2 separate regions of the Homo sapiens genome follow, and region 2 is linked to region 1. Evidence: chromatin contacts called from ENCODE Hi-C or POLR2A ChIA-PET data. All regions are on one chromosome and are shown on one strand. The core of a region is the stretch at or near the end of the contact, and the rest is flanking DNA. Distances in the headings are between cores, read along the strand shown. Region 1 has its middle 32 kb from the start of SELENOT. Region 2 has its middle 37 kb from the start of MINDY4B.

The links. Hi-C counts contacts between places; a loop is a spot of excess contacts on that map. ChIA-PET counts read pairs that join two places held with the same protein, here RNA polymerase II (POLR2A). Pooled maps may share reads with other maps.
Region 2: a loop to region 1 is called in a map of naive thymus-derived CD4-positive, alpha-beta T cell, with 2.9 times the contacts of the local background. The contact joins two enhancer-like sites. A Hi-C loop is called at or near these places in 1 of 168 maps with a recorded cell type or tissue (naive thymus-derived CD4-positive, alpha-beta T cell), 1 of 37 single-sample maps with no recorded cell type and 5 of 50 pooled maps. POLR2A ChIA-PET finds 5 or more read pairs at or near these places in 1 of 52 experiments (WTC11).

What each region holds. Positions count from the first base shown.
Region 1 is chr3:150,633,787-150,637,394 of GRCh38, reverse strand. No RefSeq gene overlaps it. Among named protein-coding and RNA genes, the nearest start is that of SELENOT, 32 kb to the right of the region's middle. RefSeq lists a silencer at 1,979-2,273. Within about 2 kb of position 1,719, at least 3 of the 41 ENCODE cell types and tissues checked have a DNase peak (open chromatin) inside an H3K27ac peak, as active enhancers do.
Region 2 is chr3:150,866,467-150,870,074 of GRCh38, reverse strand. No RefSeq gene overlaps it. Among named protein-coding and RNA genes, the nearest start is that of MINDY4B, 37 kb to the left of the region's middle. Within about 2 kb of position 1,599, at least 2 of the 41 ENCODE cell types and tissues checked have a DNase peak (open chromatin) inside an H3K27ac peak, as active enhancers do.

The sequences.
Region 1 (3,608 bases), core at 470-2,969:
TTAATTTCTATCATACAGGCTGGGCGCTGTGGCTCACACTTGTAATCCCAGCACTTTGGGAGACTGGGCTTGGCAGATCACCTGAGGTTAGGAGTTCGAGCCCAGCCTGACCAATATGGAGAAACCCCCATCTCTACTAAAAATACAAAAAATTAGCCGGGCATGGTGGTGCATGCTTGTAATCCCAACTACTCGGGAGGCTGAGGCAGGAGAATCGCTTGAACCTGGGAGCCGGAGGTTGCAGTGAGCCGAGATCGCGCCATTGTACTTCAGCCTGGGCAACAAGAGTGAAACTCCGTCTCAAAAAAAAAAAAAAAAAAAAATTCTACCTTACAATTTTCCTTGGTATAAGGAAAATTCATCCTCTAAGTGAATATCTAGGATCAGTGTCCTTCCTGAAATAAATACTCACAGTGTATTGTCCCTAGAGATCAAAGTCAGGATTGACTGGTCCACAAAACACAAGGATACTTCTCAGAAAAACAAGAAAGAATAATCACATTAAACCACTAGGCTCTTTAATTGCAATGAATCTTATATTCTCAGGGCAGGAAAAAGGCTCCTTAGCCAATGAGCAGAAAATAGACGACAAAAAAATGTAAATGTTACCCAAAGTTTAAAAGCTAAATTGGGAAGATGAGACTAGATTTAAGAAGGATAATTCTAATGGAGTATAGGTTTCAGCATGACAAAAGAAAACTCAGAGGATAGAAGGGGAATGTAACCACAAAAGTTGACATTAATTTTTAAATTGAATATATTACTTATAAATTATTAATCCAAGGCCAAAGATGTCTGGAGTGCGATGCTGAAAGTGCCCACAATGCTTTTGTTAGAACCTCTACCTCTTCATCCTCCTCTCCGCCCACCATAGCCTCAGTGCAGACAGATTCACCCCTAAAAGCCAGATCTGATCTGATGGCTCATCAACTCAGAAACTCTCCTTGGCTATCATCTATAGAAAGTAGTCCAATTCCTCACCTCAGCTGTCAATGCCCGCAGGCTGTTTCCCAGCACATCTCCCTCCACCCGCACCAATATATACTACGGTCCAGCCCCCTTCCCTATAGGAATTATCACAGAAACCCTGTGCTTCTGCTTTCTCATCCCTGAAGTGCTGCTCCTCCTGTGCACTGTCCCCATTTATGGAAAATTATATACTCAAGCATCTAGAACCAATGCTCCCTTCTGCTCCTATAGGCCTCATGAGGCTTCTTATCGTTTTGCTGTAAGATTTTTATGATTCTCTCCTCTGCTATACCATATGCACTTTGAATGCAGGAATTGTGCCACACATCTTCACAACTGTTACCCCCCACGGTACCTAGCACATAGCAATCCCTCCAGAAATGCTCTCAAGAAGCTAAATGGAAACAATATTCTGGAGAAGTTGGAAAATTAAATAGGATTGACTTTCAAACTGTAAATTTGCTTGGTCCTCAGTAAAGATTCCAAAGCTGTTTCCCACCCCTCAGTCAGCCTAAGTGAAGGTGAAAGCTCGGAGGATTAACACAAGTTATTTTCACTGTTGGAAGACATTTCTGAAATCTACTGATCTGGAATGTTAATCACCTCTTACCATCCAACTCATTAACACAAATGCTTTGAAAGAAAATAAATAAACTACACTAAAACCAGTCTTTTTTTTTTTTTTTTTGGTCACATTTCAAAGCTGCCTCTCACCACAGTTCACATTCTCACACAAGTTCAAAGAAAACAGGAAGTGCCCTAGAAACACTGAGAACCCTCTTTCTTTGTGTCCTCTGGGGTAGTCCACTAGCCACTTAAAGCCCCAAAAGTAGTTCTTTGGCTTTTTTCTCTAATCAAAAGAAGAAAAGAGCTAATAAGAGATATTTCCCTTTGTTGGTTTGTTATCCTTGACAATCTTTCCCACTAAAACGTTTGTTACCTTGAATTTAGCCTTTTATTTCATTATTGGAATGAAAAGCTTCCTCTGTTTGTTTTAAGCATAAATATGGAAAAACTACTCACAGAGGCAAGGAAGACTGCTTGAAATGACACTAAGCCTCCTTAACAGCTTTCAGCCTTTCAGAGTGGCTAGGAAACAAGCACTGCCCTCTCCCCGTCTGGGGACCGATTAGGATAAGACTCTTCCACCCCAGGCCCCAGCTAGCGGTGGTGGTTAAGAACAGGACCATTACAGGACCCAAAGAGGCCACTCTGCATGAGCCTGGAGAGTAAAACCCCGGTTGAGAACAACTGCCTTAACCATATTCATTCAGTCAGTCAACGTATGGAACCACAATTTTAGCCTTCCTCAAGACTGTTTTCAGCATGTTTCTCATTACTTTGTACGGTATTTAACTGCTTTTCTGGTACCGTAACTTTGTGTATTATTTTAAAACTCATTATCTTCATTTTCCATATAATCTTCCCACATGCATTTTCTGGATACAAAGCTCCGGAAACACATCTTCTTCTGTTACTGCAATAATCCTTTTTTTTTTTTTTTTGAGACGGAGTCTTGCCCTGTCGCCCAGGCTGGAGTGCAATGGCACGATCTCGGCTCACTGCAAGCTCTGCCTCCTGGGTTCATGCCATTCTCCTGCCTCAGCCTCCTGAGTAGCTGGGACTACAGGCGCCTGCCACCACGTCCGGCTAATTTTTTGTATTTTTGGTAGAGACGGGGTTTCACCGTGTTAGCCAGGATGGTCTCGATCTCCTGACCTCATGATCCGCCTGCCTCGGCCTCCCAAAGTGCTGGGATTACAGGCGTGAGCCACTGTGCCTGGCTTATGTTACTGCAATAATCCTTAAGCAGAAGGCTGTACTACACATTATCTAGAAAACTTATACAAATTTGAAGAAGATGACTCTATAATGATCACCTTATTTCTTAAGATGCTGTCCACACATACACACACACATTCCTCCACGCATTCCTCCAAACCCATGGGGAATAAGATGCCGGGGTTACACGCAGCCTCAGGAGAAACAAATTTCCCGAGCATCCATTTTGCTTAAAGATTTAGGGAGTTAAGAACAATAAAACAACATTTTTATATTAAACCCAGCAATGAACAATTTGAAATAAAATGATTTTTGGCATGAATTTTAAAATGAGACATCAACAAAATTGTGTTTTGCAATGGGCCACATTAGGCCATGGTCCCAGGCAGGCCAGTGCTTCAGCAAAGTTGAGATCTAGTTGAACACAGCATTTCACCAAATTAAAATGGCAAGAGCGTTGAGAGAACATGTGATCCAAACTGCACCTGAGAAGCAGGTGTGCTGTTTTTTTTTTTTTTTTTTTTGAGATGGAGTCTTGCTCTGTCGCCCAGGCTGGAGTGCAGTGGCACGATCTTGGCTCACTGCAACCTCTGCCTCCTGGTTCAAGCGATTCTCCTGCCTCAGCCTCAGCTGGGACTACAAGGCATGCGCTCCCACGCCTGGCTAATTTTTGTATTTTTAGTAGAGATGGGGTTTCACCTTGTTGGCCAGGCTGGTCTCGAACTCCTGACCTCAGGTGATCCACCCACCTCAGCCTCCCAAAGTGCTGGGATTACAGACGTGAGCCACTGAGCCCGGCCAGGTGTGCTGTTTTTAAACTTACCTTACACGTGAGGTAGCCATCTTGCCTGGGACAC
Region 2 (3,608 bases), core at 350-2,849, 230 kb before region 1:
TCAAATTCATTTATTAAATGCATTTGCATTTGGCTCAAAGAATAATGTTTTAACTTAAGGACCATGTAGGAAATGAAACTTCAAGGTGAATAATAAATTATGTCAGAAGAGAAAGGCAATTAGGCTTGAATTGCGGATTATAGTATCTTTATCATTGGTGTTTTCACTGGGGATTTTAAATACACTGGACAAATAAGTGGATCCCTACAGACTTTGGGCTTATGTGGTCTTAATCTTACTTACATTGTGCTTTTCCTGAGGTGCGGGCCTGTTTTTTGTTTTATGGACACTACATTGTTTCTTACTGAATGTCTCTTTTGGAGTTGACTGCTTAGAGCTGAATTAAAAAACACACCAGTGCATTAGTAAGGAACTGCTCAGCTGCAAGTAAGAGATCTCACGAAAAGTCGCAAACAATAAAGATATTCCTTTTAACAAGAGCTGTCTAGCTAGGGGATCCATGACTCAGATCATCATGGTTCATCCTCTGAGTCTGAGAACAGGGCACTTGATATTAGAACAAAATCAGGGTTTTGTAGAAGGAAGAAAAGCAGGATGACTGTCGGGTAGTGTATCGGTCCTTACAAAAGCCAACTTTTAAATTGACCTCATTCTTGTATCCATTTTATGTTCCTTCCCTTATTCCTCCTTTGAATTTTTAATTTGTTTATAATTTATGTTAGTTTGCCATATTTTATATGGTATTGTAATTTGGGTTAAATTATTCCTGGAACAAGTCTATAAATAAGTAAAATAATGGAGGAAAGATTAAGTACCTACGTTTTAGATGTAAAAGTATAATTTTGATATATAAAACTATTAATTACTTTGTATATCAATGTTCAGTGAAAATAAGTTATTTTATCTTATAAACAGGGTACCCGGTAATACTTGATTTTTTTCTTCAGAGTGGAGACATGTTATTTAAAAATAACTGGAAGTGGCTGGGCGCGGTGGCTCACGCCTGTAATCCCAGCACTTTGGAAGGCCGAGGTGGGCGGATCACGAGGTCAGGAGATCGAGACCATCCTGGCTAACACGGTGAAACCCCATCTCTACTAAAAATACAAAAAATTAGCCAGGCGAGGTGGCGGGCACCTGTAGTCCCAGTTACTCAAAAGGCTGAGGCAGGAGAATGGCGTGAACCCAGGAGGCGGAGCCTGCAGTGAGCCGAGATCACGCCACTGCACTCCAACCTGGGCGACAGCGAGACTCCGTCTCAAAAAAAATAAAATAAAATAAAATAAAAAAATAAAAATAACTGGAAGTTTCTCAGAGCCATTAGTTCACTTTTAAACTTTGTTTTGAGAAAAATGACTTTTTTTTCAGCTTCTCAAATACAAAGCAGAAGAAAGCTGTTTGCTTGAAGACGGGGATATTAATTTTTCTGACTAGTCATCTAAACTGACTGTGTCTTTAGTGGGAATGAACCCTTGAGGCGATGGCAACTATTTTCCTCTTTCAAATATCAACTTAGACTGGAACATTCCCCCGAATTATTGTTTGCTCTTAGACAAGATGTGTGAATCATTTTTCCAAGAACATTCTCACCAATGTCACAAGACCCGTAGGAGCAGGCCAGGTTGGGGGAGGCCTAAGATTCCCTTCACTTCACACTGTGGAAATAACCCTGAATAGCAACTGGCTGAGACTGGACCTGAGCTGTCCAGGCTGTGGGCACTCTTCAGCCACACCTGGGCCTGCATTTTCTGTTAATGGTTGTAATTCCCTTGTCAGGGCCTTAGAGACATAATCATTCATTCATTCATTCATTCAATGTTTTTTATTTTATTTTTATTTTTATTTTTGAGATGGAGTCTCACTCTGTCGCCCAGGCTGGAGTGCACTGGTGTGACCTTGGCTCACTGTAACCTCCACCTCCCGGGTTCAAGCGATTCTTGTGCCTCAGCCTCCCAAGTAGCTGGGACTACAGGTGCACACAACCACTCTGGCTAATTTGTTTGTATTTTTTGGTAGAAATTGGGTTTCACCATGTTGGCCAGGCTGGTCTTTAACTCATGACCTCAAGTGATCTGCCCGCTTGGCCTCCCGAAGTGCTGGGATTCAGGCATGAGCTACCATGCCTGGCCATTCAATGTTTTTTAACATGCCCTATGTGCCAGGCACTATGCTTGATGCTGGGGAAAATCAGCACAGCGAGCAAAATCAGATGTGGCACACCCTCTTTTCTTATGAAACTTAGGCTCTTCTGAGGAGATGGCAATTAATCAAAAAGCACTTTAATAAAGATAAACTTGAAAACTAAGGGAAGAGATTTTGGGTGCGTCAATCTTATAATAAAGAACTGAAAGAAAAGGAAAAGGCATGTCTGAGGAAGAGATGGTTAGCTGAAGTAAGAAGGCTGCATAGAGATAACAGGGTAAGGGGAAGAAGGGCAAGCAGATGTGAAGCCCTGTGGTGAATGCGCCTGAGGAACAGAAAAGCCTGTGGGGCTAAAGAGTGGTTGTGAAGCAGCTGGAGCAAAAGGTGGGGCCACCGCAAGGCAGTGTAGACTATAAGGTGTGAGAAACCTTGGAAAGGTTTTAAGTGGCCTGGTAAGATTTGCATTTTGAACACATGCCTCAGAGTAGAACATGGATTGGAGAGAGCCCCAAGTGCATGCAGAGACCAGTTAGGCATGCGGAGACTAGTTAGTTAGGCAGTGGTGTGGACAAGAGATGGTCAGAACAGAATGGAGGCAATTAAAGTAGACTGAAGTGGGCCTCTCAGGAGACACCTCTTGGTAGGTAAAATGGAGAAGGCTGAAATAGGTTGCATGGGGAGGGAGATGAGGAAGAAAGAAAGAAGGATCAAGGATGACTTCTAGGTTTCTGATTTGATAACTGGATGGAAGGTTGTACCTTCACAGAACTTGGAAACACTCAAAACATACCAGATTTTGAGGGCAAGAAATCACACATCTAGTCTTAGACATGAAACATTCAAGTGGAAAGGTAGATTAATGGATCAGAAATAAGGATCTGGAAATCAATGGAGAGGTTTGGACCAGAGAAATAAATACACCTGGGAGTCACTAAGGGTAAGTAACATGGTGGCCTGGGGTAAGACTGCCCAAGGAGAGTATGAAGCAAGAAGATAGCTGGGCCTAATGCTGAGCCCTTAGGAATTCTCGTGTCAGCAGTCAGGCAGTGTGCGAAGAGCCTGGAAAGCAGGCGCAGAAGAAATAGCCAGAGACAGAGGAGAAAAATGAGAATTGAACTGTGTCTAGAAACCATGCCCTGTAGGTAAGGGCAGGCATTTCTTCCATCAATCATCGTGGGAACAGGAAGGAGGACGCCTAAGGAGAGGGAAGAAAGGCTCTCCCCACCCTAATGCTGCTGCCAGAGCTGGGAGCCTTGCACAGGGCCTGGACCAACATTTAGGGAACACAGCCAAGTGACAGAGAACGGCAAGTTGTCAGAAGTCCAAGGGGCTTCTTAAAGCAGAGACACGATCAGGAGAAGTAACATTTTAGGTTTTCCTGCATTGTAATTCCTTTGTGTTTAAATTAAGATGTTAAACATTCTAGCCTGATATTCCCTGTGCTTTGTTTGGGAAATTAAGAGAGGGATCTGCTTCACATGTAGAGACACTTTCTAACACCTGGA